3 separate regions of the Mus musculus genome follow, and all the other regions are linked to region 3. A link is a loop called in an ENCODE intact Hi-C map of the cell type or tissue named here. Cell type or tissue: gastrocnemius. All regions are shown on one strand. Each heading gives the region's core, and the rest is flanking DNA. Links, peaks and the distances in the headings are about the cores only.

Evidence for each region. Hi-C counts contacts between places; a loop is a spot of excess contacts. Peaks named below come from ENCODE experiments on the same cell type or tissue, not always from the same donor. Only the 100,000 strongest peaks of a DNase experiment are listed, where the experiment ranks them.
Region 1: it touches region 3 in a loop (5-fold over the local background); 4 of 42 quality-filtered maps call a loop at or near these places.
Region 2: it touches region 3 in a loop (10-fold over the local background); 20 of 42 quality-filtered maps call a loop at or near these places.

What each region holds. Positions count from the first base shown.
Region 1 is chr7:111,045,964-111,052,749 of GRCm38, forward strand. Ctr9 (CTR9 homolog, Paf1/RNA polymerase II complex component) reads left to right here. Exons shown (of 25, transcript NM_009431.2): 14 at 291-476; 15 at 553-640; 16 at 800-948; 17 at 3,301-3,417; 18 at 3,547-3,692; 19 at 4,471-4,542; 20 at 4,982-5,117; 21 at 5,487-5,633; 22 at 6,339-6,496. Among named protein-coding and RNA genes, the nearest start is that of Ctr9, 20 kb to the left of the region's middle. In gastrocnemius, for the core only: a CTCF peak has its summit at 3,861; a DNase peak (open chromatin) is centred at 3,876.
Region 2 is chr7:111,238,401-111,245,186 of GRCm38, forward strand. No RefSeq gene overlaps it. Among named protein-coding and RNA genes, the nearest start is that of Gm33098, 31 kb to the left of the region's middle. In gastrocnemius, for the core only: a CTCF peak has its summit at 3,352 (motif pointing left); a DNase peak (open chromatin) is centred at 3,349; H3K4me3 peaks cover 254 bases; H3K27ac peaks cover 286 bases.
Region 3 is chr7:111,178,387-111,185,172 of GRCm38, forward strand. No RefSeq gene overlaps it. Among named protein-coding and RNA genes, the nearest start is that of Gm33098, 29 kb to the right of the region's middle. In gastrocnemius, for the core only: a CTCF peak has its summit at 4,086; DNase peaks (open chromatin) are centred at 3,746 and 4,123; H3K27ac peaks cover 621 bases.

The DNA.
Region 1 (6,786 bases), core at 2,648-5,147, 130 kb before region 3:
CAGAGAAACCCTGTCTCAAAAAACCAAAAAAAAAAAAGACAGCTTTACAAGTTGTTAGTTACTCTTCCTGGTGGGCAGCACAGTTATCATTTCCTTCCATTCTGTTGCACTATGTATGCTGATACAGGCACCACATTGATCTTGCAGTTTGCTAACAGGTCTCAATTCTCAGTCTGAAAGCCACCATTGTGGTTTAGCTTTAAACCTTTTCAGCTATTAGCCATTTTGGGAAAGATGACTGATTTTCTCAGATCCCAGATTGCAAAATTTACTTCTTTATATATACATAGGATCATCCGGATGCCTGGTCTTTGATTGGTAACCTCCATCTGGCAAAACAAGAATGGGGCCCAGGTCAGAAGAAGTTTGAGAGGATATTAAAACAGCCAGCCACACAGAGTGACACCTACTCTATGCTGGCCCTTGGCAATGTGTGGCTCCAGACTTTGCATCAGCCAACCCGAGACCGAGAAAAGGTAATCTCCTCTCTCCTTCAGCAGGATTAGTGTCCATATCCTTGTTGAATTTTTCAGTAATTCTTCTTTCCTCTAGGAAAAGCGCCATCAAGACCGTGCCCTGGCCATCTACAAACAAGTCCTCAGAAATGATGCCAAGAACCTGTATGCTGCCAATGGCATAGGTGACTAGAAGCCTTGGGACCAATAACAATTAGTGAAGTTAATACTTTCAGGGATGTCGGTAGATGAGGTTTTCCTGTTCAGTGCAGCATTTAGTATTGGACTTTGAGTTGTTAGAGCAACAGTCAGGCCTCTTACTGTCAGCCTTTGTGTAACTTTAGGAGCTGTCTTGGCCCACAAAGGATACTTCCGTGAAGCTCGTGATGTTTTCGCCCAAGTGAGAGAAGCAACAGCAGATATCAGTGATGTGTGGTTGAACCTAGCACACATCTACGTGGAGCAGAAGCAGTATATCAGCGCCGTTCAGATGGTAACGTCTTTGCTTCTCCGGATAGTTGCATGTAATGTGGAGCCATGGCTTCCTTAACCTTTCTGGTCCCATCATGGACTTTCATGTCATCTCTGATACTGTCTGCTCAGAAATTTATAAGCATGTAATGACAAAGCCAGGTAGCTATGAGCCGCAATTCCACGGATCCATGCCTCGGGCAGGGCAGATCCTCTGACTGACTTTGCTATCTCTAAAGTGGAAGTCTCTTAACCTCAGAGAGTTTTGAGCGGATCCACTATCAGAAGAACTGGGCACTAACCTGTAGAACAAATATCCGCTAAATGGAAGGTTCGGTATTTATTCCCTCAGTTTCTGAAGTGAACCGTGTTTCAGAACTGTTAAGTGATGAAGTTGTTCATGTCGAGTCTCTCCTTAGTGGCTGACCTTGACCTTGACCCTGTGTTAAAGTGTCTTCCCACATCAGCCTCCCAAGTAGCTAGGATTACAGTCAGACGGCAGCCCTGCTTTACTTGCCTTATCTTAGAATTTTACTTTTCCTTCTATGTGTGTGTTGTATGAAAGCACGCCATGTGGATTAGGATGCCTCAGGAGGCCAACGAAGGCTTTATTCTGCTGGAGCTGGAGCTCGGGCTATTGTGAATCACCTGAGCACAGGTGCAGGGAGCCAAGCTTAAGTCCTTTAAGAGCAGGAAGTGTTCTTCATCACTGAACTATCTATCCTGCCCCACTGTTTATCTTTTAAGATAAAAGAAATAGAAAATGAAAAAAAAAGACAAAAATGGAAACAAGGGTTGTATCTGTAGATTTTGTAAGTTTCTCATGTTTGCTGAGTACTTCAGTGTAAGGAAAAGTATACTCGATGTTTTCAGGACATTAAGAAAACAAAGCTCAGCCGGGAAAAAAAAAAAAGAAAACAAAGCTCAGCCGGGCGTGGTGGCGCACACCTTTAATTCCAGCACTTGGGAGGCAGGCAGATTTCTGAGTTCAAGGCCAGCCTGGTCCACAAAGTGAGTTCAGGACAGCCAGGGCTACACAGAGACAGAGAAACCCTGTCTTGAAAAACCAAAAAAAAAAAAAAAAAAAAAAGATAACAAAGCTCTTGGTGTCTGTGAGTAGAGTACCGTCAGAGCAAAAGAGGCTTCTGAACAAAGAGGACAAGAGTAGTTAGTCCAGGCTTCAGGCTTCACGTACTAAACTGATCAGAGGGATTTGCAGAGCTCAGAGAGCACAACCCAGAGCTTGTGTTCTTAGAGACAAGCCATCCCAATCTGCAGAACCTTAGCACTGCCTTCTAGAATGCAAATTAGCCATTAGAGATAGTCCAGAAAATTACCTTGTCAGTTACCTATAACAGGATGTGTATATGCTTGTGGTCAAAAATGTTGTTTATATAAAAATTAACTCTGGGGGTTAGGGAGATGACACTATGTGTAGAAGTGCTTGCTGCATAGTCATGAGGACTAAGTTCAGATTCCTAGTACCCATGAAAAATATGTTCATTTTCTTAGTGCTGTCAGAAGTGGAGACAGGAGAATCACTGGGATAGCAAAACAGGCCATGAGGGTGGAGGGGTGGCAAGCTCCAGGTGAGAAATCCTGACCATGAGATAGGGCAGCCAGTGACAGCAAGACATATCAAGACATCTGACATCTTCTTCTGGCCCCTGTATCCACCCCTCCCTTCACACACGTGAGATACAGATCTCAGACACACACTAGAGTAAAGAGGTGAAATGAACTCAGATGTTCATTTGCAGGTTGACCAACATACTAGCTGAAGTGTGAGACTTGTATGCTCATTGACACAGATCCCAGAGGAAGATGTTAAGAGTGTGTCACCCAGAGGGCCCAGGTGTGACTTGTCATGGTGGCCATGATGAATTGATTCTGGATTGTGTCCTAAAGATAGGAGAAAGGGGTTTCCCAGCTAAGGTTGAGGCAGGCAGGCAGGCTTAAATCTCTTTACCTTTTACTCAGCACTGGTCCAAATTCCAAGTGGAAAAAGTATTTTGATCCTAGTTTTTCTGTGAACAGATTTTTATGTTGTAAATACGTAAACTGACTAATGTCAGAAGTCAACTCCAGATTAGTCTCTGAAATTAGCCAAATTGGAGTGTCTTTTCAGAGCTTTAAAACTGCTTTGAAATGCAGACACAGCATGAGAATACCTCCCTGCTGTGTTCTGTTGTCGTTTGTTTATTTTTGAGACAGAGTTTCTCTGTGTACTGGCTGTCCTGGAACTTGACCTGTAGAGCAGCCTGGCTGGAACTCAGAGATTGGCTTGCCTCTGCCTCCCGAGTGCTGGGATTAAGGGAACTCGGCAACACTGCCCGGCTCTGCTGTGTTTCTAACCAGCATTTCCTTTCTGTAGTATGAGAACTGCCTCAGAAAGTTCTATAAGCACCAAAACACTGAGGTTGTGCTCTACCTGGCCCGCGCCCTCTTCAAGTGCGGCAAGCTGCAGGAGTGCAAGCAGACTCTGCTGAAGGTAACAGGACTGCATCCGCCCCCGCCCCCGCCCCACCCCCCAAATGGCTGCCTGGCTTTTACTTGTTTACTGAATGCTTTTGGTGGCATTCAGTCATAAGAAGCTACCTGCATTGCTTTCTGTTTACAGGCCAGACACGTGGCACCCAGTGACACAGTTCTGATGTTTAATGTGGCCTTGGTCTTGCAAAGATTAGCTACCTCTGTCCTGAAAGATGAAAAAAGTAATCTGAAGGAAGTCCTTAATGCTGTGAAAGAGCTGGAGCTCGCACACAGGTGAGAGCTCTGAGGAAAGGGGCTTTACAGTGGTTTGTTGCCTTAAAACTGCCTCAGGAGATTAAAAAAAAAGATTTTCCTCAAAAGAAAAATAATAATAATAACCATTAGGGGAAAGCAAGCATTAGAGGTCTAGCTAGCAGTTTAGTTTAAGGTCAAAGCACACAGTTGCCATGTGGTGGCGCCATACTCCAGGCAGAGTCCAGGCAAGTCAGCCTTGAAGCCTGATTCCTAGAGCTGCCTGGCTGGCTGTGGGCTCTCGGGGATTTTCATTCACCTCTCAGCAGTCCGAGCCAGTGTTTTACACTTGTGAGCTGTTTCGTCTCCACTTGTGTTGGTTTCATGTTCTGTTCCAGTGTGTCTTTATGGGATGTTGATTTTCATCAAGCTAGGATTAAAGATCTTATCACTTACTGCTTAACAGATTTATTCAGCTCAGTTCAAATGTGTTTAACCTTATAGGACTTAGCAGTTCAGTGTGTGGTAGATGAAAGCTCCCATCTCTGATGATCAGCTGTGCTATTGTTCATCTCTGTTAATGTTTCTTGCCTCATCTGGTGAAGAGTAAGTGCTCTCGTGACTTCTGCCCCACCCACCGTGCTGACACAGTTAGTTAGAAAGTTTAATGTTTACTACCTGTTGCTATGGTTATTTCTTAGTTTACTGACAGTATTAACTATATTTTACCTTTCTTGATGAACTTCTGTTTATTAAACAGGGCCTTAATATGAGGATTGAGTGAAATATCTTTTATCTTCTATCTTCTTCTTCCATTTAGGTACTTCAGTTACTTGAGCAAAGTTGGAGATAAAATGAGATTTGATTTGGCCCTTGCTGCCTCTGAAGCCAGGTAATGCCCTATTCACAGAAGGTGGCTTGGGGGTGGGGAGCGGGGGACGGGGAGTAGGCACGTTGGGTGTGGATTAGGAGAGTGTGACCATAACAAAGTGGTCCTGGCCTTCTCGGGGCCACTTATTCCCTCACCCACAACACCTTTTCAGATTTCAGGAAATTGATGTAGTCTTCTTAGGTTGTTGGAAAGTGCTTTCTCTTTCTGTTGTCTTTTTGAGGCATGGTCTTGCTCTGAAGCTAGACTAGAACCAGGATCCTCCTCTCATGCTACAAGCACAGGCCTGAGCCACCACACAGCTAAGAAATACGTGGCTGCTTTTCTCACGTTATGTCCATGAATCAAGACAGGAATTCTGAGTTGGGGAACTTGGAACAGTGACTTTAAGGAAAGCAGGTGCTCTTAACTGGATATTATGTCTTTGCATCTGAAATATTAGGCAGTGCTCTGACTTACTGAGCCAGGCCCAGTACCATGTGGCCCGGGCACGCAAGCAGGATGAGGAAGAACGGGAGCTGCGGGCCAAGCAGGAGCAGGAAAAGGAGCTCTTAAGACAGAAGCTTCTCAAAGAGCAGGTGCGTCTACACTGAGCTCAGGAGGGCGGGTGCCTCTGTGTGGGAGGAGCTAGCCCTCTGTCTTCTCTACACTTGTTTAGTTCTCTCTTCTTTCCTTTCCTTTCCTTTCCTTTCCTTTCCTTTCCTTTCCTTTCCTTTCCTTTCCTTTTCTTTTCTTTTCTTTATGATTTTTTCGAGACAGGGTTTCTCTGTATAGCTCTAGTTGTCCTGGAACTCACTCTGTAGACCAGGCAGGCCTCAAACTCAGAAATCCGCCTGCCTCTGCCTCCCAAGTGCTGGGATTAAAGGCATGTGCCACCACTGCCTGGCTGTTTGGTTTATTATAAGAACATTTTGATCAATTCCCATATATCCCCTTCCCCCCATTAGGAAGAGAAACGTCTCAGAGAAAAGGAAGAACAAAAGAAACTTTTGGAACAGCGTGCCCAGTATGTGGAGAAGACCAAAAATATCCTTATGTTCACTGGCGAGACTGAAGCAACAAAGGAGAAGAAAAGAGGTGGAGGTGGAGGGCGGGTAAGATCTGACCCACTGTCTGCAGCCACCTCAGAGGCTGCCTTTGAGCTTTCTAAAACGAAGAGCTTAGTTTAATTGGCTCCGTACTTACTTCTTAACCTTGACTTCCTCTACCAAGGGGTAGTCTTCTAACACAGATCGCAGTGTCCGGTGTGGGCAGTGGTCCCTGCTTTTGTGGTGGGTGTGATGCTTTGGGTGAACATGGGCTCAACACACGTACTCTGCAGCTCTTACACTGCCGACTTGAGCAAGCCAGGTAGTCCCTGCTCCCATGGGAGTGTGACTTACAGGGTTTACAATGAGCATTCGGGAGAACTGGACTTTGAATCATGGTCTTCTCCCAAGCTGAGGCATCTGGTTTGACGTTTGGAATGTGATGCAGGGTAGCTGCAGAGACCATACCTCCCTCCCAGTCAGCTCCATGGTCATGGGGGTAAACAACCAACACCTTTCTGCATTCCCAGAGCTAGGGTGGGCTAAATGCCTTTTAATTGAAGGTGTGCTTGCCTTGTGCTGACTTCTCAGGAAGTTGATGACATCTCATGTCAAGTGCAGAAAGTGTGGGCCTAGCCAAGCCCCTCTTCCACATGACTTAGTAAAAGCTCTTCACTTGTCAGAGACCCGCAAGAGCGCTCTCCGGCCTCCTGCGCCCTAGCTGTGCTCTCTCTGCCTGGAAGTGCTGATGTGGTCTCCTTGGGTCCATAGCGTTCCAAGAAAGGAGGCGAGTTTGATGAATTTGTCAACGATGACACCGACGATGACCTCCCTGTATCCAAAAAGAAGAAGAGAAGGAAGGGCAGTGGCAGTGAACAGGAAGGCGAAGAAGAGGAAGGTGGAGAGAGGAAGAAGAAGAGGAGGAGAAGGTAGTGTCCTCATTACTGTTTAAGCATCTACAAAGGCGAGAGACCTTTTGCTTTGTTTATAAATGCTTTGCTTTATTTATAATCTTCCCAAATTGCCTCCCTGCTTTAGCTTGTTTCAGAATCTCGAGCATTTAATTTACATGTGTCTCTAGGTTAGTCCCTGAAACAGCTGATAGTCACAGTGTCCTTTTGTTTCTTGAATTAGGGTTTATGTATCCCATACCAGCCTTGAATTTACTGTGTATCCCAGGTTGGCCTTAAACTCACAGAGATCTACTTGTCTCTGCCTC
Region 2 (6,786 bases), core at 2,246-4,745, 60 kb after region 3:
CTCCTCTTTTCCTAGTCCCACCCTTACAAATACCCCCCTCCCTCCTCCCCTTCTCTGAGGGGACCACCCCACTCTGGCACATCTAGTTCCAGCAGAACTAGGCACATCCTCTCCCACTGAGGCCCAACCAGGCAGTGCAAGTAGGGAAAGGGGATCCAATGGCAGGCAACAGAGACTGAGACAGCCCCTGCTCCAATTGTTAAGGGACCTACATGAAGACAAAGCTACACATTTGCTACAAATGTGCAGGGGGGGGTATGGGAAATTGTGGTTTATTTATAAAATTCTACGAAACAATTAAAATGAATTAATTAGATGCCCATGTAGCTATATCTACAGCTCTCAACTCTGAGTAAAAAAAAAATCACAAAAAATATAAATGATGAGATAACACATAAATTTTGTATAAGCCTGTTACCTACACTTGTAACAATGTAACAAAAGTGTGACTATAAAGAAGATATTACAATTGAGAGTGATCATCAAGGAGAGGAAGGGTTAGTGCTATCTTAGCTTTATTTGCATCTTTTCTTTTCTTTTCTTTTCTTTTCTTTTCTTTTCTTTTCTTTTCTTTTCTTTTCTTTTCTCTCTCTCTCTCTCTCTCTCTCTCTTTCTTTCTTTCTTTCTTTCTTTCTTTCTTCATTTCTCTCTCTCTCTCTCTGGTTGACAAATATGATATAATTCTAGCATCCATTCAGTCTCAATCCTGGGCACATAGGAAAAGTACTGACACTAGTTTTACTTTACATCTGAAATATCCCATAATTAAAAAAAAAAAAAACTAAAACAAAGCCAGCACTGTGGCTGCTTGTTTGATGAGGAGGTATGGAGGCTTGAATGAGAAATGTCCCCCAGAGGTTTGCATTTGAACACGTGGTCCCCACTTGGTGGTGCTGTTTGTGGAGTTTCCGGTGGTACAGCCTTGCTGGAGGAAGTGTGTCACTGGGGGAGGGACTTGCTTGCCATTAAAGGGGTAAGCTCTCAGCTTCTTGCGGCTACTGGATGCCCGTGAACCTTGATGGACTCTTACCCTTTGGAACTGTGAGCCAAAATAAACATTTCCCTCTATACATTGTCTTGGCCATGGTGTTTTATTCCAGCAACAGAAAAGAAACCAACACAGGAGAGACCAGGGAAGGCACTGTAGGTGAAAGCACAGATTTTTGGGTTCTGAAAGGTATGTAGGAGCTCTCCAGGCTGCTTTAGGGAAGGGCATTTCTGGCCTTAGAATAGAGTTATGCTAAAGCTTGGAGACATATCTGGGGAATTGTATTTTGTTTGATAAGAGGAGAAAGAACAGAGAGGTGGCTCCAGAATGCTTTCCCAGAATATCCAAGTTCCCTGATGCAGGGGACCTTTGGCAGCATCCCATGGTACAGCGCAGAAAAACCAAAGCTTTAGAGACATGTGTGGTATTGGATTTGAATATCAATCCTATCCCTTGGGTTTTCTGTGGTTTTCTAGGTCTCTCCCAGCTGTAATCTTCCTGTCATTGAAATGGGTGTAAAAGAATCTTCCTCATGGAAATAGGGATGAAAGGAAGGGTCCACAAGAGTGTCCGGCCGGTATTTAGTACATATGGTCACTTGAGAATGGTATTGCTTTTCTTTGGTTTTTCGAGACCAGGTCTCTCAAACTCACAAAGATCAGCCTTCTTCTGCCTCCTGAGTGCTGGAATTAAAAGTGTGCACCATCACCTGGCTACTGCTCTTCTAATAAAGCTGCCTCGAGGACTCTGTGTGTGCAGACATACATAAATACAGGTTGTTATATAATGAAGGACCTTCCTGGGGCTGGAGAGATGGCTCAGCAGTCAAACGCATAGGCTGTTCCTCCAGAGGACCTAAGTTAGGTTTACAACATCACATTGGGTGGCTCACATGTCTGTAACTTTAGCCCCAAGGGATCTTTTGCCCTCTCAGTCACCTGGACATATGGCATACACTTTTCCACCACTACACATACACCTAAGTAAAATTAAAAATCTACTAAAATAAGCTCCCTCCCAACTATGGTCCAGTACTTCCCCCTAAGCAGTAAAATGACTGTAATGGGCAGTAAATGAGCATAAACACAAACTGAGACCAAACAGCTCTACCGCGAACAGCCAGGCGCTTTAGGAAAAGCACACCCCATCCATTTTATTAGCTGCAGAATTGGAAGCATTAAGACTTCTCTCCAAGGCTTGGTAGGAGGGTCAAATGAGGATAATAAATCTAAAGTGCTTGGCAGCATTCCTTGGTCTCCAACCTATTTTTGTTATGTAGCGTTGCTGTTTGGCATGAGGCCCCGTACGAATGTTCGAGGTTATTATTTTATCAGGTGAAACTTGTGGGTCTGGAGGTTAATGGCTATTTCAGATTTAGGCGCATCTCCCCTTTTCTGCTGACTCTCCGTTGTTGAGAATGGATTTCCAAAGAATGCCTTTATTCCCTGTATTGTCTAGGGAGCAATAGTCTTTTCCTGCTTGTATAACAACTGGGCAAAGCCTGAAGCACCCTCCAGGGTCAACGTAATGCTTTAGTGTTGTCTGTTATAGCAATACTTTCTGTTACACATATTTAGTGTGTGTGTGCGCACACACACACACACACACTCACACACACACACACACACTCACACACACACACACACTCACACACACACACACACTCACACACACACACATTCACACACACACACACTCACACACACACACACTCACACACACACACTCACACACACACTCACACACACACACTCACACACACACACACACTCACACTCACACACACACACTCACACACTCACACACACACACACTCACACACACACACACACACACACTCACACACACACACACACACACACACACACACACACACTCACACACACACACATTACTGTGTGTATGAAGAGGTCAGAGGACACATCTTCCGGAGGAGTTGACATTATTTGGTTCTCTCTTTCCATCTGAGGATCTAACTCAGCTCATCTGACGACAACTATGTTTACATGCTGGGCCATTTTCTTGAGTCTCCCTATGCAGCTCACCTTGTCCTGGAGCTCACTATGTAGACTAAACTAGCTTTGAACTTACAGAGAGCCTCCTGCCTCTGTCTTCTAAGTCCTGGGACTAAAGGTATCTGCCCAGGACTGGATGCTGAGCCATCTTGCTGGCTCTTGATCATAACTTGATGTCCTGGGGGAAAGTATTTTTTTTTTGAAATGGTGAGAAATGTGATTGAACATGACATATGGACGGTGTGTTGTGAAAATTATGTTAGCTGTTAATATGTAAACTAGCTAAAACAGCTCGAGATGTGAGAAATTCTGAAGAAACCATAAATTAAGAAACTTAGGGGCGCCATCTTGTGGAGAGTCCTCCCGTAAAGCAACATATTGGAGAATGTTCTTCTCCAGAACTTTCTTCTTTTTAAAAAGCCAGGGAGAATCCATCATGTGTCCATCCATCTAACCACCCATCCAAATATGCATCCATCCATGTATCCAGTCCATTCATCTAACCACCCACCACCCACCTACTCACCTGTCATTCGCTCGCCCACCCATCCATCCGTCACTTCCCCATTCTCTCATCTACCTATCAGTTCATCCATTCACACAGTAATTCATCTACGCATTCATCCCTTCTCAGAGCATTTATTGTATACTTTCTATGCTTTGGTAGGGACTCTGTGAAAGGAGCCCGCAGAGGGCAATTGTGGGTGTCGAGGAATCTTACTGGAAGGAATCGTACTGTTTTTTGCTGAGATGGAGCAGACAGGTAGAGACAGCTTCCTGATATAAACGGCACCTAACTTGAGATCTGGAGGAAAGAAAGAATGTGATATTTCAGCAGGGACATCTTCTGTGTTCATTACCTCTTACTCCATTAGGTGAGAGAAGAGGACTCCAGACTCCTGACTGGGCTACTTTCCTGTGTACCACACACATGGTTGTTCCTCTACATCCCACCTTGAGGACTGAGGGTGTCTCACAGGCAGTGGTCAGAGCGGTGAAAGGACACTGAAAATTAAATAATAATAAAAAACTAGAGAGAGCTGTGAAGTGAAGCCTGTGATGTGGGTAGACTCCCTTACATGAGACTCATGCTACCTATTAATATGAGAGAGTATTAATAGTTGGCATTATGGTGAGTTTTTCATTTAGTGGAATTTGTGATTGTCAAATCGGCAGAGCTGTGTTAGTGTGGGCCGATGGCCAAGGTCTGGAAATGGCCTCTTTATGTGTGGATAGATACGTAATAGTATTCTTCCTTGGCGATTTTCCTCCATTACCTGTTCCAGACTGTTGCTTGACAAATGTGTTACAGTAAAAGTGTCCAGCAGCAAACCAGTTAAATGGGCCAGCATTTGACCCACATCCACAGGATGGATGGCCTTTTACCAGTCGCTTTATCCTCTGGCCCCTCGGCCGTCATCCGGAATTAACGCTGAGCAGAGCTGATGGTTGACCTAGCAAAGCTTACAGCGGCTTCAGCAGGCTACAGCAGAGGTGTGAGTGCTGTTTAGCTCAGCGCTGTTGTCACCGTGACGCAGCCTCTCTTGCCTTCCCCTGCAGGCCTGTTACCCCTGGCATCAGCCTTGTATTGTGTTTGCAGTATGACTGAGCAGTAGCTCATATCTTCATAGCACTGAGAATAAATGATAGATCAGAGGACCATGAGCTTAACAAAGCCGGGGAGAATGCATCTTCTTGTGGACTTGGGAAATACTCATGCATTTAATACGGGAACCTTGTGCTTTTTTGAAAATCTCCTTGGTATTTTTGACCATATCATATATGTATAGAGTGAATTTTAGTGATTCTCGCCCCTACTCCTTCCTCTTACCCACTCCCCTATCTTAAAGGAGCCCTTCTTCCCAAGTGTCCCTCCTACCTTCATGCCTTTTTGTTTGTGACCCATTGAGTTTAATTAGGGTTGCTTGCTAACCTAGAGCATAGCTGGCGGGTTAATGACTAGGGCAAAGCTCTGCTGCTGGGCATAGACTCTTGGGGAGGTGGGACTTGTTCAGGGGTCCCCTAGCCTGCAATGAGGCTGGGGCCATGGGGTTCTCAGACTCTTGGACACTCAGGAGCATCGAGGAGTAGTGGAAGAGTAAAGAATGGAGCCAGGGCTTGCGGGCTGGGGACAGCACCTAGTCTGGGGCTGGGGGAAAGGGCAGCTCTGGCTTGTCCCAGCAGTGATTTTCCTTAGCTTGGCAGAGTCAGGCTTGGTGGCAGTTGTGGCTGGGAGTGCAGAGAGGCCTTCTATGGGTGAACCAAGCTGCTGATCTGTAGTCAAAAGCCTTCTTCATGGCTCCCCACAGTGAATCTTTATGAAAGAGACTGTCCATGGTTCTAAACAGTTTATTGGTTGTTCATGGCAGAAACTGGATGCATAATGTACCATACCCACTTTTTAGGGTAGACCTGAGATTAAATACCTTTTGCAGGGAGGAATGCCTGGAAAGGAAGCTTATTGGCTAAGCCCTCTGGGCCTCTATGTACCTCATTAGCATGGTGAACCCTGTTTTGGGCCATTGTGACCATAGGTCACATTTCTTTTATGTGAGGAGCATGGCACATGTTCCAAGTCAGGAGTCTGGCAGGGAGCTGGGAGTCGCCTAAGCCCCAGGTGTGTGCCCAGGTCTCAACCTGCTCTACCTTACCAAACTTCCTGGCATGGTTTTACATCTCACAGGGATCAAGAAACCTGGAGAGGAGCCATTCTCATGGCTGGATCTAACTCATTAGATCTGGTGATGATGTAGCTCTGCTTTGCCTTGTCCAGACAAACTCTCATCTTCAGGGACTTACCATGGGAGCTTCCAGAATTCTGTTCTATTTCTGGATAGGATAGCTAACATGGTCAGATGAATCGTTTCCCTTTTAAGCTGTTGGCTCTTTAAGCACTTATCAGGGAAAATGGATGATGGACAAAAGAGGTCATGGAATAAAAAAGAAGCTGAGGATGGAACTCACTGTTGGTAGAGTGCTTGCTGAGCTGGCTTCAGCTGGAGAGATGGCTCAGTGGTTAAGAGTACTGACTGCTCTTCCAAAGGTCCTGAGTTCAAATACCAGCAACCACCTGGTGGCTCACAACTATCCATAATGAGATCTGATGCCCTCTTCTGGGGTATCTGAAGACAACTACAGTGTACTTACATGTGAAAATAAATAAATCTTTAAATAAAAAAAGGAATCCCCGACTTCAAACCTCAGTGTGCCATAAGTCAGGTCTGAGGCTGCATACCTGCAATCCCAGCAGTTGTTAGACAGAGGCGGGAAGATAAGAGGTTCAACGTCATCCATGGCTCTGTAGCAACTTTGAATCTAGCCTTGTCTCCATAATGATAAAAAAGAAAGCAGTTAGTTCACATTAGAAAGTATGCTAGCCACACCCACTGACCAATAGGTGACAAACTCCACTGTTACAGGAACTGATGGTGTCACGTTCACAAAGCTGTAATGCTTCAAGCCTAAATGATGGAACGGATAGAGCACAGTAGAGGGGAAACACTGACAAATTTGTTTGTTATTACAATTAAGTTAGATACATGCAGATATTAAAGCAACTATAATCTCCTTAAAACTAAAACAAATATACACATGGAAGTACAAACACCACCACAGACATTACACTGAGATAAACTTTATAAATGTATAAAATTTTTTAAAATCCATAGAGTCAATAAAATTCAGGTTAATCTTTGTTTAACACAACAGTGACGTTTGCTAAAGCCAAGTCTTTGAGTGCTGTGGAGACCGAGGCTGAAGCAAAGACACGTGATTTGGCTGTGA
Region 3 (6,786 bases), core at 2,649-5,148:
CAACTGAGCAGCTCTATAGGCTAGCTCTGTAGTGGCTAGCTTAGCTGGTAGCAATTGAGCAGCTCTGTAGGCTAGCTCTGTAGTGGCTAGCTTAGCTGGTAGCAATTGAGCAGTTCTGTAGGCTAGCTCTGCAGAGGTTAGCTTAGCTGGTAGAGTACTTGCCTAGTGCACACACACAAGACCCTGGGTTCAATAACCTAGTACCAGGGAAAAAAGCCAGGTTCCAGATCTAGCCTCTGTTATTCATGGAAAGAAAGCAAAAGTGATGTCTTATCACGAAACTGGAAATTCAGGCTAGGGATGTAGTTCAGCCTGTAGAGTGCTTGTGCAGTGTACACAGAGTCCTGGGACTGAGTCTCTTGTGCCACATAACCTAGGTGTGGTGGCTCATGACTGGAATCTCAGCACTCGAGAGACACAGGAAGGCCAATCAGAAATTCTAGGCCAGCCTGGGCTACATAGTGAGTTTCAGGCTAGTTTGGGCTACATGAGCCCTTTTAAAGGTTGATTGAATATTAGAATGAAATAGTGGGCTGACAGTATATATAAGCCCATCATCTGTCATGCTGGGATGCTGGGGAAAATTCTGAGTTAAATATTAACTGAACTACTTACTCAGAAATGTAGTTTTTTTTTTTAAAAAGAAAACCATTTATTTGTGTATTTATTTATTTGAGTATTTATATTTATTTGTGTATTTACATTTTGTACAACGGAGTATTTTTCCCTGCTTGTTTGCATGTGTATATGCCTGGTACTTGACAAAGCCAGAAGAGGGTGCCAGATGTGGGCACTGAGAACTGAACCTGGGTCCTCCAAAAGAGCAGCAATTGCTCTAGACTGCTTAGCCATCTCTCCAGTGTTGATCCCCATCCTTGGCCCCCCCAAACCAAACCTGGTTTTACTATGTAGTTGTGGTGGGACTAGAACTCAGAGAAATCCTCCTGTCTCTCTCTCCCTAGTGTTGGAATTAAAGGCACATGTTACCATGCCAGACAAATGACCCATTTCTGTGAATCCCTCTATTTTATCTACCACTTTACAGCTTAGTGTTTCTTTCCCACCAGCTCCTGGAAGACAGAGATTACATGTCTGGCACACAGAGTAATCGCATTTAAGATTCAAGGGAAATAAAAATGGGAGTAAACTCTGATAAGGTACGGGTGCTGGGCCTCTTCTGGAACCCACCCCCAGGGCTCACAGAGAGCATCCTGTGTTGTGTTCATTCCTGATAGCGTCAAGATGGAGGCGAGGGGCCCAGAGAGCTTGGGGACATGTCCCCTAGGGAGGGGAGGGCTCTGATGCTGGTAGTAGGAGGCCTGGAGGCTGTAATGAGGCCTCTAGAGGTCCAAGGAAAGGGCCCCAAGGTCTGCTGGGTCTGACGCAAGCTCCCAAGAGCAGGGCAGTCAGCTGACCTCCTTTGGAGAGAGGCCAAGGCTGGCTGCACGGAAGAGAGAGTGGGAGGTCTGGGAAGGCAGAGAGGGGAAAAACTAGAGAGGCCAGGGGTAGAATGGAGGGAGGAGGTGAGAGAGAAAGGGAGAGGGGACCTGGGCAGAGGGCTGGGGAGGAGGGGACAAGTAGGAAGAAGAATGGGAAGGGAGTGAAGAGAAGAATCAAGAGCAGGACCAGAGGCACTGAGGGAGCAGGCAGAGATGTGAGGAGAGGCTTGGCCCAGTCCCAGAAAAGAGATGGCTCCAGAGGCCTGGCAACTCCTTCAGCTAATACCACATGGAGGGGCCAGGAGTGGGGTGGGGAGGGTGTTCTCTGTTGCATGGTGAGCATCAGGGTAGGGGCTTCAGGGCTTGACCACTAGGTGGCTGGATTTGAGGAAGGGGATATAGGCCTTGGTGAAGGAGAGGCAGGAGACACGGGGGTTGGGGGTGGGGTGGGGGGAATCGAGAGCAGAGCCAGAGGAGAGGGTGCTTGTGGCTGGGTTCTAGCTGAGAACAGATGGAAAGAGGCATATTTGCTTGCCTTCTTTATTCATATGCTTACTGAGAGGCTACAATATTTTGTACCCTGAGCTAGCCCTCCAGGGCCCCGGCATTAGCACTGTGTCTGTCTCCTGCTCTGAGCAGACCTGCTGATAGAAAGACTTCCCAGCAGCATAGGGCTTAGCTGTGTCTTCTTCACTGCCCGTGTCTTGGTTTGCTTGTCTGTAACATCAAGTTTAGTAGGAAAACCCTTCGGTAGGTCTTATTTAGAGGGTTAATGAAGTGGTTTGTAGAAAGCTAATTGCTCACTGGTATGGAGGGACCATCCTGAAAGGGTTTTCCTTGCAACGTCTGAGCAACTGGGTTGTGAAGGAGGAGGAGGTGTTTGCAGAGCAGGAGCTGAACCTTCTGGGCTGAGGAGGTGGAAACGGCAAGGAGGAGTTTAGGGGAGACTGTTGGGGTGATTGTGGCAGAGGCTGGTTTTGTGTAAGCTTGGGACTGTGGGCAAAGCTCACTAAACACTCAGCTTCTGGGGTTTCCTTAGACCTGCTTGGGCCTCTGCACAAAGCCCAAGTGATAGATAAGGAGGAGACGGTGTGTGTGTGTGTGTGTGTGTGTGTGTGTGTGTGTGTGTGCTTTGTTTAACTCCTCAGAGATTTCTGATGAAGTTGTTCCCACTTGATCCATAGACTTGTCCTAGTTTAGGCCTTCTGGTGGTCAGCTGGATGGATGGCAATAAACAGCTTTATCAGTGTGCAGCCTTTAATTTGACCCTTCTATATCACCTTGGCCAAAGGACACTCCCTCTGGGACACCTTCCCTGATGGCACAGGTCTGTCCCTACTGTAGCTGACCATTGCACTATTCTTACACTGAGAAAACCTGGAAAGCCGTCACAGTTGGTGGCTCACGAGCCTTATTTCTCCCTGTGCCTACTCCTTATACAAAAAGACATGGACTGGAGAGCAGGGGGAGGGAGCGATTTTAATTCACAGTGTGGCCAACACAGGGTCATCGAAAAGGCTTCTGCACCAAGTGCCGCCCGACTCTCCGGAGGGTGACTCTGGGAGAACCCTCATGTGGGTCTGGCTTTTTCTTCCCTGTTTTATTTTGCTCCTTAGGGTCCACTCAGAGTCAGGTGATTCCTAAAGAAACTTTCTGGGCAGAGTTACCTCAGTCAGATCCCTCATGATGCTCCAGTGTGTATGAGAATTTGTATGTGTATACATGTATGTAGATATGTGGATGTATGTGTGTATAAATGTGTGTATTCATGTATGTGTAAACAATGTATGTGTAGTACATATGTACGTGCATGTGTTTGCATGTGTATGTGTGTGAGATGTCTTGGTTAACTTGATTCTCAGTGCCTTGGTTTTGAGGAGGCAGTGAGGAAGCTGGTCTCTCCTGTAGCTGGGAGGAGCGATAGGCACAAATAGCTCATGGTTCTGGCAAGAAGAGGCAAAAGGGCCTGCTTGAAATCTTACTTGTACTGTAAGCTTCTAGACCTACCTGTCTGACCTGCCTTATTTGATTTTTTCAGCTTTCAGCCAGCTCGTAGGCGTGTGTGGCTCCAGGGATCCCTTCCTGTCCAGGAATCCTGTCCTGAAGGGGTGCCTGTGTCAGGGCTGTGGTCAGGCGCTGTGCTAGGCACATTTCCTCAGACACTGTCTCCTTCAGCTCTTAGCAACCTTGGAAATAGTTTCACCGCCTCCATCCACTAGACAGAAATGGAGAATGGGATTCAGGGAAGTTCAGACCCCACAGTCCATGAGCAGCACGGCCATGGCTTAACCTGTCTGTACCACTTGGTGATGGTGCTCTAAGTCACCACGCCGCTCCAGTGGTTCAATGCCCCACTTGCCACTTGAGAACACTAGAATTTACCAAGCACTGACCAGCTCTGGGGAGAGTGGTGGTGAAAGCCTTGACTGAGGGTGGAACATGCTGAGGGTCAGATGCCACCGGAAAGGAAGGCACATTCCATGTGTGTGGTTGCAATCGTCAGCGAACATTGAAGGAAAGGATTAGAAATAAAAATGGTGGTGTTAGATAGTTAAGTGTCAATGTTAGCTTTTCCTCTTGATGTATCCCTAATGTCATAGTATTTACACTACTACAGAAAGGTCTCAGGCTTAATGTCATACTAGTTGTGGCCACATGGTGTCCCTCCAACTCAGTCTAAATCTTTCAGACAGCTGACTCCCTGCAGTCTCCAAGGCAGAACTTTATAGAGCAGAGGCTGCCCTCAACCCTTGAACTGGCTCTGGCTCTGGTGGTCTCTAGCCAGAGAAAGGAAAAGGGACAGACAAGTTTTCTCAGACCAGAGTGGGGCGGTGGCTTGTTTGTTACTAAGAGTCTCAAGAGACAGTTTTGATGTTGAAGGTTCACTGTGAAAGGGACATTAGTGATGGCTCTCTGAAGGAGGGGGCCGGCAGGACTGCAGCTTCCTTGGGTAGTGGGACTGGATCTGTGGGTGAAGGTTGGCAAGGAGGCTGGAGTGGGAGCCAAGGAAAGAGTAAGGACTGTGATGGTATGGGAAGGAGACATGGTGGGTTTGTATGTAGACAAAGCCCACACACCATAAGAAGGTAGATTCATTGACTTAGGTAACTCCCTCTCTCCCATGTATCACTACATTTTCTTGCCAGTCTGGACCCAAGCTGTAGTGTCTCTGAAGATGCTGATGTTCCTGGCTTGGGGAATTTGGAATATAAAGGAATTCCTGTCTTCACACGATCTGCCATTGTTTCCTCGATGATGCTGATGATGATGGTGATGGTGATGGTGATGATGATGATGAAGGCAGGGTCTCCTGTACATACCCAGGCTGGCCTCTAATATCCTATGTAGCCAAAGATGATATTGATGTTCTGATTCTCCTGCTCCACTCCCTGAGTGCTGGGATTACCCGTGTGCCAGCACACCAGTTTATTCAGTGCAGGGGATTGAACCCAGGGCTTTCTGCGTGCAGGTCAGCAGTTTTCCAGCTGAGCTATGTTCCCAACTCCTCTTCTCTCTGTTTAAAGTCCCATGCCAGAACCCAAGTCTTCTCCTCTTGGTGCACCAGGACCCTGGCTCAGCCAAGCGTTGTTTTCAGAACCTTTGGAACATGTGTTTCAAGGCTGAGTTGTAATAGTGAGTGACCATGGGGAAACAGCAGGCTCCTAATGATTTGGTCCGTAGGGATCGACGTTGCCATGATTCCTGTGCTTGGTTTCCTTGGGTTCTCCTGGGTCCCAAGTTTGGTATCCCAGCTTTTCTTTGGTCTCCCAGTGACAGCAAATTTCAGGCTATTCTTAGCTAGAGTCACTACCGTTACTTGCAGTGAGATCCCTGACTCAGGCTCTCTCATTAGAGCAGCCTGGAGGAAACTGGCTCAAGTCAGGTCACACTTGACTGACAGCTGAGCTCTGGAACCAGAGTCTCTGCCTCCCAGAGAAGGGCTCTGCTGTTGTGTGTATAGTCTGTACTGGATATACAGCAAGCTCTCCTCCTCGCTTGGAATAGCCTTTTGAGGATCAGTGCATCAGATCCCCTGAAGCATGGGAGCACACATAATACATAAAGAAAGCTCTGTAGTATTCCCCATCCGCAGTCTAAAACGCTGAAACACTACACGCCCACGACTAACATTTCTCCTAAAAAAAGAAAGCTTTTAGCCCTCTCTACAATTGTAGGTAGTTTTAAAAACGGCATAAGAACTCATATTGTCTTTAGATATATATTGTCAGTTTCCTCTCATTTCAGAAGTTCTGAACTCGCTGGAATGGACTGTGATTTCCTACAGAAATAAGCTCTTGAATTCAAGTAGGTTTCCCCACTCTCCCTTGAAGCCTCCTCCAGTTTTCCTAGGCTGAGGGGGAAGAGGAGGATGGAGGGCTGTAGCCTGCAGCCCTGGGCAGGGAGCTGGCTTTCCTCCTTTATGAAGTGCCGAGCTTCTGGCTCCCTGTGGACATCAGAGTGCCAGAGACAATGGTTCCATCTTAGCAACAGCAGTTACTTTGAGTTTTACCTTTTGCGCCTAGTTTCTTAAGACTATCACAGCAATGAACATAAATGCTACATTATAAAACAACACACGTTTATTAACTTTGAAATGTTTTATGAGGCTGAAGTCAAAGGCTGTGTTCACTCAGGAGGCTCCAGAGAGAATATCATCTTTGTCCCCCCCCCCCTACTGCCCAGTTGTGAGTTTATTTTTAGTTATGTGATTGTGTATGTGAAGGTATGTGCACATAGGTTTTATTTTTTTAATTATGTGCTGTGCTGTGTATGTGTGAAGGTATGTGGTTATGCACACATGAATGCAAGTATCTGTGGCAGCCAGAAGAGGAAATTGGATCCCCTAAAGCTGGAGCAACAGCTAGCTGTGGGTCACTTGATGTGGGTGTTACAAACCAAACTCAGGTCCTCTGCAAGAGCAGTGCCTGCTCTTAACTTCTGAACCAACTCTCCAGCCCTTCCTTTTCATAAAAAAAGTTTTTGCGTAGTTATATGATCTGAAAAACGGTTTATTTATCAGAGATTAGACTATAACTCATTATTCTATGTTAGATCAAAGTGTGAGCATACAATCAGTTTCATAATGTTCTGTTGACAAGATGTGGCCAAATTTATCCAGGCCTTTGCCTAGTTTTGGAAATTTATTCTGATTTTCTAACCAATAGCTGTGGTAAATACTTTTGCATACACGGAGTTTTGCATTTGTTTTTATGGTCCCCCCCCCCCTTCCCCTCTCCCACTTGGGATGAATTTGCAGATGTGGAGTTAGTGGACCGAAGATTTTTATACAAAATGCTTTCTAGAGAGGTTCTATCAATTTTAAAAACACCAGATTCTGAAGATTAGG